Regions from separate parts of the Homo sapiens genome. Here regions 1 and 2 are each linked to region 3. Evidence: chromatin contacts called from ENCODE Hi-C or POLR2A ChIA-PET data. All regions are on one chromosome and are shown on one strand. The core of a region is the stretch at or near the end of the contact, and the rest is flanking DNA. Distances in the headings are between cores, read along the strand shown. Region 1 overlaps RPS6KA2 (ribosomal protein S6 kinase A2). Region 2 overlaps RPS6KA2 (ribosomal protein S6 kinase A2). Region 3 has its middle 110 kb from the start of RPS6KA2.

What was found. Hi-C counts contacts between places; a loop is a spot of excess contacts on that map. ChIA-PET counts read pairs that join two places held with the same protein, here RNA polymerase II (POLR2A). Pooled maps may share reads with other maps.
Region 1: a map of endothelial cell of umbilical vein shows a loop between it and region 3 (4-fold over the local background). The contact joins two enhancer-like sites. A Hi-C loop is called at or near these places in 2 of 168 maps with a recorded cell type or tissue (aorta and endothelial cell of umbilical vein) and 2 of 50 pooled maps. POLR2A ChIA-PET finds 5 or more read pairs at or near these places in 1 of 52 experiments (Panc1).
Region 2: a loop to region 3 is called in a map of endothelial cell of umbilical vein, with 5 times the contacts of the local background. The contact joins two enhancer-like sites. A Hi-C loop is called at or near these places in 2 of 168 maps with a recorded cell type or tissue (PC-3 and endothelial cell of umbilical vein) and 3 of 50 pooled maps. POLR2A ChIA-PET finds 5 or more read pairs at or near these places in 3 of 52 experiments (MCF 10A, activated CD4-positive, alpha-beta T cell and activated T-cell).

Annotation. Positions count from the first base shown.
Region 1 is chr6:166,488,672-166,492,090 of GRCh38, forward strand. RPS6KA2 (ribosomal protein S6 kinase A2) reads right to left here. Exons shown (of 21, transcript NM_021135.6): 9 at 2,000-2,070; 10 at 162-250. Among named protein-coding and RNA genes, the nearest start is that of MIR1913, 19 kb to the right of the region's middle. RefSeq lists an enhancer at 991-1,491. Within about 2 kb of position 1,285, at least 19 of the 41 ENCODE cell types and tissues checked have a DNase peak (open chromatin) inside an H3K27ac peak, as active enhancers do; they include endothelial cell of umbilical vein, where a contact is called at or near this core.
Region 2 is chr6:166,555,606-166,558,879 of GRCh38, forward strand. The region is part of intron 1 of RPS6KA2 (ribosomal protein S6 kinase A2); the gene reads right to left. Among named protein-coding and RNA genes, the nearest start is that of RAMACL, 29 kb to the right of the region's middle. Within about 2 kb of position 1,431, at least 20 of the 41 ENCODE cell types and tissues checked have a DNase peak (open chromatin) inside an H3K27ac peak, as active enhancers do; they include PC-3 and endothelial cell of umbilical vein, where a contact is called at or near this core.
Region 3 is chr6:166,734,585-166,738,081 of GRCh38, forward strand. It overlaps a transcript of RPS6KA2 not described here. Among named protein-coding and RNA genes, the nearest start is that of RPS6KA2, 110 kb to the left of the region's middle. RefSeq lists an enhancer at 1,648-2,847. Within about 2 kb of position 2,212, at least 3 of the 41 ENCODE cell types and tissues checked have a DNase peak (open chromatin) inside an H3K27ac peak, as active enhancers do; they include PC-3 and endothelial cell of umbilical vein, where a contact is called at or near this core.

The DNA.
Region 1 (3,419 bases), core at 35-2,534, 250 kb before region 3:
CAGATGGCACTGGTACTATTTCAACCTCTAGGTGAGGTCTGTTTTCAGTGACCTTGGTTGGCATTGGGCCGGAGCAGGAGGGTGGCCCTCCACATCTCCACTGTAGCTTGCGGGGCAGCGCCCTGCACGTTCCCGTGGTGGGGTGTCCCGGGGAATCTTACCCAGCCGGTTGCAGGGGTTCCGTTTGAAGAGAGCTCGCAGCAAACTCTGTGCCTCCCCACTGAGGAACTGCGGCATCCCCAGCTTGGCTCTGAAAAACAAGATCCTATTTTAGGATCTATTTTAGGAGAACAAGGACAAGCTATAAAGAGGGCCCCAGTCAGCATTCAGAGACCTCAATCGCAGTCACCCAGAGCAGCCCGTGCTCTACCACGTGGGTCTTAGGACCCTTTTATGCTTTAAAAGTTACTGAGGACACCAAAGAGCTTATGTTTATGTGGGTTACAGCTGTGATATTTACCACAGTAGAAAGTAAAGTGAGAAATTTGTATAATTTCCATTTCCTAATTCACTTTAATAAATTTTTATTAATAAACATTATTTAATAATAAAATCATTAAAAAACAATAACACTCCCATTAACACAAATAACATTGTTAATGGAAATTATCTATGTTTTCTCAAACATACATATAAAAAAGTCTTTAGTGGCATTGTTCTGCACTTGGGTGCGTCTCTTCCTGGCTCATAGGAGACAGCTGGACCCTGTGCTCGGTCTGTTGCGATGCTATGAAGAAAACCTGCGAGAGGAGGACCTGCAAACCCCGGGAGGGTCTCAGGACCACCGGAGTCCTCAGAGCACACTGAGAACCCCACGCGCAGAGCCTAGTGCTCCCTCCAGAAATTCTCCATCCCTCCCAAGTGGAATGCCCTGAGGCCACACCCGTGACTTGCTGTCAGGGATTATTCCAGCTTTAGCAAAAGTAAAGAACATGTCCTCCCTTAAAATTCAAACAATGAGAATCACTGCAAAGGTCCTGACTTGCAGCTCTCAGTGTCTGCTGCAATTCAAGGTCCCTTGATGGAGGAAAAGGCTGATTAAATAAAAAGACACTCCTTAGCTTGACAAAAGGGTCCTCACAATGGGGCTTCCTTCACTCCCCTCTCTCCTTCCATCTACATAAGGACCGAGCTTACAAAAGCTGAGCTGGTGGTGTTTTAGGTGATTCTCAATTTTATAAAAGTTATGTGTCCATTTGCAAGCAGAGTTGGCAAGAGCAGCTCATGAGGACAAACAGCTTTATGACTCCTCCACCGAGTGGCCTCACTTAGGAAGGAACTGATTAGGGGCTCCCAGCCTCTCTGTTTCCTGCCCTCCTGCTGTCTGCTCTGGGACAGTGATAGTCAGTGGTGTCTGCTCACATTTAGGATGCTATGGCAAGGTGGTATGGGGATCAGGCTTCTTCCTACAGTCCAAGAGCAAAACCTTGGCTTAGTAAATGATTTTTCATGAGAATTAAGCAGAAAATGGTTTGTATCCAGTCACATGGTAAAACGATACCGAGTCCTGCCAAGGTCAACCAGGAGTGCTATATGAATGGGGTCAGCAGGTGGGGAGGGAAAGGAGACCCCTGCTCCTGTGATCTCTCCGGACAAGGCCCTGGAGGCCTTGTGTCTTTTTCCGTCTATCCTTTACTTCTGGGAGGTCACCAACCATCACGCTTGAAAACCAGCCACTACACATTCTAAGTGACTTACTGATGGAAAACTATCTATGGTAGAAGAGTTCATCAGAACCACTCAGCAGGATGAGACAAACCAGCAACTGCTCCCTTGACCCACTGTCATTAGAATGCCCAGCACCCTATTACCACTGCTACTGGCGGACGAGCGCTACCATTTTGTGTAAAACCAGTGACTTTTAGAAAACAGCTTACAATACTTTGGCACTGTAAGCCTAGCAATGTAATTAAAACTTCACAGTTCCAGGTTCAGAGGCAGCAGCTCTTGATATCAGAAGGTGCTCGCAGGTCTCTGGGGTGGCTCCCACACTACTCACTTGAGGATGAGAGCCATGGTCTCCTTCCTGTCCTTCCCCTGGAACGGCAGGGACCCCGTGAGCATCTCAAACTGCAGAGCAACACAGAGCACAGTGAGTTCATTCATCCAGATGGACCCGGCTTCACGGCAGAGTACCCCAGCAGGGCAGCCTGCTACCGTGTCCATTTCCTCATGCAAAATCTCCATCAGTCAATTGTAGCCACTGGCCTACGTGCTTGGGGTACAACAGTGACTAAAACTGCCTCGCAGAGCTTGCCATTTGGTGGGTGAGACGGGTAAATGACAGATGTGGTAGATAATCACACTCTGTGGCAGGCCAGCAGGCCCCGAGTACGACAGAGAAAAGAGGCAGAGCAGGGTCCTGTGGTCAGGCAGTTTGGACGAACACATCTTACACGCGGTTTAGGAACCTGTCCTGCCCTGGCAGGTGTTGTGGAAGGGATGAGCTAGGAGGAGGAGGAGGAGAACAGCTAGCTCATGTTGAACACCCATGCATGCCTGGATGGTGGGGGCTAGAGTGCTTCCAGCATGAGATAGACCTGACCACAGCCATTAGCCTCTGACGAGGACAATATGGCACAGCAACCTCTCAGATACAGCTGCCGCACCCTACATCCTTATTTTGTTATTACTGGACACCTGCCAGGACGGAACTTGAGATAAGGAGGGGATGGAGCACAGCCTTGTCTGAGCATGGGTTTCTTTCTTGCACCAACTCCCCCGGGCACATGCAGTGGTGATTACACACACTCTGGAAGCAGTGGCCTGGAATGGTCTCATCAGAGCAAGGTGCACAGCTGACCGCTTCTCACAAAAGAAACTAGGGCTGCAGCAGGAACCAATCTTTTCATAAAATAAGACCCTGAATCTAAGTGGAATGTGCCCAAGGATCAATCCTACTCGGTGTCTTTCACGTCAGTTTAAATTACGGGGAAGCAGGTGTTTCCATGGTCTTATTGAATTCTCTCTCATCTTTATTTTTTGCTGCGTGTGTCTCTGCCCTTTTAGAATTCATCCTCCAGCATTCGTCCTTTGCAGTTCGAAAATCTCAGGAGATACACAAAGTAGAAAGACCAAAAAAATCACGCAGAATTCCATTACCCAAAGATATCCAAACTTAACATTTGTTAGTTCCTCCTAGTACTTTTTTCAAGCTGTTTTTTATTTTGTTTTAAAAACACAGATAAGGTTTTGTATACTAACTTTTCACAGAATAATATAAAACTTTCAATGGTTATGATGAAATCTTTGTAATATCACTTAACAAACATGGATATGACAAAATGTATAGTGAGTGTATTTGTTGCTGTACACTTAGGACATTTCCAATTTTCTGCTATTGTAAGTACTACTGAAATGTGCACAGATGATTTCCTAAGATTTATTCTTATGATAGGCTGCTAGGAGTGAAATTATAA
Region 2 (3,274 bases), core at 181-2,680, 180 kb before region 3:
TGCTACGATTGAGCCTCTTTCTCTGCTGCAACCCAGTATCTCGGTGTACTGACTCCTGTGTGCATCGGGCAAAGAACCTATTACGCTTACATTTCCCAGTCACCTTTCATGTTTGAGGTTTCATCATTCTGAAAGGTGACACAGAATCATCATGGAACAAGAGCATCCTTCTCCCTACCCAGATAGGTCCTTCATCTGGGCGTCATCAGAGAGGTGGGCTGCTGTCACCTCACTTATAGGTAAAAATATACTTTAGGCAGACTGTGGGGAAAAGGAAGGAGACTAGAGGATGCTGCTCTAGGAAGGATGGCCCAGGGTGGAGGTGATGGGGAATCCTAGAGTGACAGTTGCTAAGTGGGGTATCTGGGGGAAAACAGTTGGGGCAGTGAGCTCAGGACTGGAGTGAAAGGGCCACGGCTAGAAGCCCTGGGGTAAGAAGATGCAATTTCTGATTATTTCTCCTGTAATCCAGGGGTTATCCATATGCACTTATCTGGAGCTGGTCTTTGGGGAGCAGTGAATAGCCTGTTCCTGGACCCTCTTTCTCTCTTCTGCAAAGTCCTGGATGGGCAGGAAATCAGGTGGCTCTCTCCTGTGCAAGAGTCCTTGTTCCAGGCCCTACCTGTTGGGGTTCTCTGCTCGGGTTCAGACAGAGCCTCACCCACTGGGTGCAAATTCACTCACACCAACTCCTCAGCTCCACAGGCGACTGACTGTAGATGTTACTACATTTTCATTTTTCTTGGCTTGTAAGTCCCTAATGACTTTTCCCCCTACTACCTGACATGTTAGAAATGGTCATTCCCATAGCCACTGAAAGATACCCATGTTAATCTCCACCTCTGAGTCAACTGGCCTTGTAAGCACACTAACCCTTCATCACAGAAGAAAGTGAATTATGTGAGTGGGTTGTGGTTGGGAACCACTTACTCCTGAGAAGACAGCAGAATCCCACCACTAACCTATAGGAATGAAGATGACCAAGTCATGCTGGAATAGACTCAAGAGTACAGAGGTGGGCAACTGGCACACCCAAAGGAACACAGGACATAATACAAACCTTCCTTTCCCACCACAATAATAAAACCCCAAAGAGAATGTAATGTTACTGTTTCTCTGTGGAGCAGAATCCCTCTGAGTCCAGCTGTCTGAATCGGGCGTCGTTATTCTAGGTAGGCCACCCACAGCCTTCCAGTAAGCTCCACCAGAAACCCAAACAAAACACAACAAAAAAAACTTGTCAGGGCAGTCTTTGTAAAAGTACAATCCCCTAATGAACATTTTCTATTGTTTCACCCAGGCAGATTTAGAAGCCCGCTAGAGGCTGGTATGCTGGGCGTGGACTCAGTGTGTAGCTGGTGTCCAGTGTTCTGGCCAAGTCCACGAGTTCTCAGGCAAGTGCCAAGAAACCTGCATGCCAGCAACCAGACCACGGGGCATTAGCCGGGGCTGACTCATCACATCCCGCCTCGCCAAACACGTTTTCTCTTCCTGTTACCCAGTGCCAAGTGGCTGTGCTGAACAAGAGGGCACAAAGTAGAACATGCCCTCCCCCTCTCTGCTAAGTTCCTCCCTGATCTACGGCAGGCAGTTCCCACCCAGCCAACAGGCAGAGGCAGCTGCAGCCTGAGTGCGCAGAGGGTAGCTCCTGCCGGGGTGAGGACCGTGGGCGCGGAGCATGCTTCCCAAGAACAGCCCGCAGGGAAGACGCCCAAAACCTAAATCGACATAAACACGGTCCTGGCCACCACGTCCCCCACAGACTCAATGGTCAGGTGGCCGGGGTCACTCTGAAAATGAACTGTTCTCCCACTGAGCTGTGCCTCAACCCAAATTAACCTGAAGTTCTGTTTACAGGGATTGAGAGAAATGAATGGATTGAATTATGCTAATATCTTCCCTTCCCATAATCCTAATTGAGTGATATGGTCTGGCCTTAGAGTTTCTCTGGCACCTTTGTCAAATGACAGAAAAATCAGCTTTTGTGTTTTTGTGTCTGTTATTAAAAAATGTTTTAATGAAGTATTATACCACATAATAGATATATAGAAAAGTCCAGGCAACTTACAGAAATAATACAGATAAATTACAAGAAAGTTGTTATTCCCAGGCAAATATCCAGAGTTCAAAATGAAACTCGAAATCCTTCTAGTCTCTATATACAGACTTTCCTCACTCTGTGAACCCTCACTATCCTAATATTTTCCATAACAACTTGCAAAACATTTTAGCCCCAGTTCACCATCCAAATAGAAAGCCTGTTACACCAGTGTATGTCAGGGTTCTTCAGAAAAACAAAACCAGTAGGTGATATGTGTGTATGTGTGTGGGTGTGGGTGTGTATAGAGATGTATATGTATATACAGAGGGGTGTGTGTGTGTGTGTATATATGTATGTGTATATATAGGTGTGTATGTATGTGTATATATAGGTGTGTATGTATGTGTCTATAGATTTGTATGTGTATATATATAGGGGTGTGTACATATATATGTATGTATATATAAAGATGTGTATGTGTGTATTACATCTATGTATGTGGGGAGAGAGAGAGAGAGAGAGAGAATGAATCAGCCCCCACACATATAGAAGCTGACGAGTCCCAAGGTCTCCAGTTAGCAGGCTAGAGACCCAGGAAGAACTGATGTTTTAGTTCAAGTCCAAAGGCAGGAAAACACCAATGTCACAGCTCAAGCTGTCAGGCAGGAGGCGTCCCTCTTCCTTGGGACAGGGCCAGCCCCTTTGCTCTGTTCAGACTTTGGCTGGTGGAGGAGGCCTACCCGTATCTAGGGGGCAACTGCCTCACTCAGTCCAGTGACTCAGATGTTAAAACCATCCACAAACACCCTCACAGACATACCCAGAATAAGGGTTAACTAAATATCTGTGCATGTGTGGCCAAGTTGACACATGACATTAATCTGCATCCCAAGCAGTGTGTGCCCAGGGCAACACTCAAGGCTGGGCTGGGGCAGGGGGAGGGTGAGAGGCAAGCGGTGTCTCAGCCATTCTCCAACAGGATGGCGACCATAAGTGGGGCGGTAAATGTGCTTATAACATCACTGTTGGTGGCCCCATGCTGTTAACGGAAAAGGTTTTCCAGGAAAGTGGCAAACCGTGAGAAGTAGTGAGGGATCCGAGAGGCCTAATAAAGCCCACACCGTGGAGAAAGTCTACAGTCACGGAGCATCACAAGTGCTGGCTGGACACGTGAACCCATGATGACACACAAGCTCTGACATCCTTGCTATGAAGGTAAATTCAGTCTTGAGG
Region 3 (3,497 bases), core at 962-3,461:
TGTTCATTAGGGGTGTTAAGAAAGTCAATGAATTTAAGCACAGGTCTGTGGGGCCTGAAGCACTGCAAGAGTCACTGGGGGCGTGCTGATTTTCCCTGTGACAATGTGCCTTATTCAACATGAGAGGGAGCGTGTGTGGCTGAGGCTGGCATACCTAAGACCATGGAACTGGTGCTAAGCAGTGCCCTGCTTTATTTATAAATCACTTCCTCCTTTGGGGGTACTTAAATATTTTATAAATTTGTCTCATAAAATGTTAAACATCCTCACCTTTACCATGACAGTGTTTTCACATACAGAATGAGAAAATATCACAGATTTTGAAAGTTCCTATCCTCTTGTTATGGCAATCAGTGAAACATTATTCAGTCAGAAAGAAGTCTCAGTTTAGAAACTGTAAACCTTTATGTCTATAGCCTTGCACTGCCACTGAATTTAGATCCAATTTCTGAATTATATCATTCACAAAAAGACCATCTTGGATTAAGTTTCCATCAAACTTGGAGAACTCTGAGAAGGCCCTAAGCGTGTCCATGCTGGAGAAGCTTTGGCAGGATAAGAAGAGCTGGAAGGGGCATCCTCCTGCCCAGCCACTCCGCTTCAGGCTGTGCTGCAGAGAAACTTCTGCACCCATCAACAAGGAAATATGTTTATAGCAATTATTTGCAAAAGCAAACAACGTGACACAAAACAAAACAAAAAACTGAAACAACGTGAACATCTATAGTAGGAATTGACAATACTCTCATGGCGGACTAGTCTCCATTTAGGGCAGCAGTCCCCAATCTTTTTGGCACCAGGGACTGGTTTTGTGGCAGATAATTTTCCATGGATGAGGGTGGGGGACAGTTTCAGGATGATTCAAGCACATGACATTTATTGTGTACTTTATTCCTATCCTTATTACACTGTAATATATCATGAAATAATTATAGAACTCACCATCATGTAGAATCAGTGGGAGTCCTAAGCTTGTTTTCCCGCAACTAAACGGTCTCATGTGGGGGTGATGGGAGATGGTGACAGATCATCGGGCATTAGATTCTCAGGAGCATGCAACCTAGATCCCTCGTGTGCACAGTTCACAATAGGGTTCAAGTTCCTATGAGAATCTAATGCTGCTGCTGACCTGATAGGAGGCAGAGCTCAGGCGATAATGCAACTGATGGGAAGCAGCTGTCAATACAGATGAAGCTTCGCTCACTCACCTGCCACTCACCTCCTGCTGTGTGGCCTAGTTCCTAACAGGACATGGTCTGTGGCCGAGGGGTTGAGGACTCCTGATTTAGGAAAACACTACAACAGACAGCTCTGAAAAGCTTCGTAAGAAAGAGGCAGCACACTGGGTGATTTATAGGTACAAATATGATCCAACTGAATAATGTACTCATTGTTAAAAATAGGTGTAGGTTCCCAAGTGATAAAGACCATGGTAAAATTTCTGGAACAGTCAGACCCCTCGACCAATGCAGAACAGCTGATTTTCTAGTTATTTATCACCTAAGTAAGGCTGAACATATACAAGTAAGTTGGACATAAAATCTACTTGTGTGATATTATCTGTTTCAACATCAGAAAATTATTGGGGCTTACAGAGCTGAGGACATTTGGACTTTATGTCTTACATGACAGAGTTGAAGTTATTTGTCTCAAAGTATATTCAATCCACTGGGTCATTTTGTTCTGCTCTTTCTTGGATGCTACTTCAAAGCAGTGATCTCCACTGAGATTTTCTCAAGAGTCCCGTGGCATCATTCTGTACAGCAGGGGCACACCGTAACTGTGTGTTGCCTGAAGACTATTCTCAGGTGATTTTCACATTAACCCTTTACTTCTGCCACCTTGCTATTTGCCACTTAGTGTCATTAACAGATTGGATTCCATAATGCTCCCCATGTCCTTTTCTTCCTATTCCTTTTGATTTCTCCAGTAAAATATATCCAAACTCAATGGAAGGTCACAAAATATCAAGATTCCATGTCTTAGGGAAAGTGAAGATCATTCCATTTTTTTTCCTGGCAACAAAAAACCCACTCCAAAGTGTGCAAAACTCTAAGATACCATCCACAGTTCATCCTGTCCAGACAGCGGGCCTGCATCCATGAGGCTGGCCGAGGGTCGCCACCCACCCCGCCCTGAAAGCTCTATGGCCTGTGTCAGTGTATCAGGAAGTGAGCTCTCCTCTCAGCTGGAAGCAGGAAGACCAGAGAGGCTGACTAATGATGGGAATTTCAGAGGGAGCCCGAGAAGCCTTTCTCTTCCAGTTGTAAAGTTCATGAATCACCATCCAGCTGCCAGTCATGATGGCAAGAGGAAATGAAAACAGAATATCTCCTAGCAGAATTGACAAAATGGGAAAATCCCTGAAGACATGTACTCCCAGAACCATAACCGATGCAGGGGGTGGGGAGGGAGGGGCTGGGAGGGGAGAAAAGGGGGCAGGAAGGGAAAGAGAGCGGCAAAGCGCATGGAGCCTACGCTTTTTTACAGACGCAAAAAGATAGATGCACATTCTTTGTCAACTGTCACAAACGAGGTCCTTGATTTTCAATTTCCTGCAATCCTGGCTAAGAGACACAATTTTTAAGACATTCCTCATCAGTTGCCAAATATTGATTATTCTCTGTTTAGTCTACAATGAACCAGATCACACTTGTAATATTATTTAGAAGCAAATAAATCTGCAAGGCTATTGGCGTCTCTCCCTAATAAATCGTGTGGCTGCCATGACCCTTCACCCCAGCGGCAGCCTGGTGTGATAATTGGTAGGTAACCAGTTTGCTTTTCACTCTAAAAAGTGCTTAATTGTCTCCCTTAGATTTGTAGGCATGCATAGCCAGACACCTCGAGAAATGACGCACGCCTTACTCATTTATAATCAGCATCAAGCAGACAGTGAAAAATCTATAAATTAGAGATAAGCATCACACTCCAGAGGCATTAAAGAGAATTCTAAACGTCTCCTTTGCAAATTGTTCAATTAAAAACAGAATGAGCTTTTTCACAGGAAACTACTACTGACTCCTTTTAAGCTTCTAAGACATTCACTGAGGGGCCCCTCCCAGCTTTCCAGGCTAACGTCCGGATAATCCCCCCAGGTACCTGGGCCATGGATCTAACTCCTGTGATGCTATAAAGGACTCTGGTGACGGTTCTGAACTTGACAAATGCCGTACCCAAAATAGTATATTCCCTGTTTAGACGAACTCTAAATTAAACTCAAATCCCTTTGGTTATTTTTAAATCTGTATTAGTTATTTTCTCATAAACAGAAATAACTTTGATTATGAAACGAAGCTATTTCTCATTGTGAAAGAAATAAAACATACAGAAAAGTATACAAAGTAAAATAAAAATGTCATGCCATCGCTCAGAGAGAATCCTTTTAATATTGTTTACATCCTCCTAGAATTTATATGCATTCATACCATATTGTATTCATTTTTAAATTAAAGTACTATTTTTGCTATATTACTGTCCCATGACCTGCCTTTTGC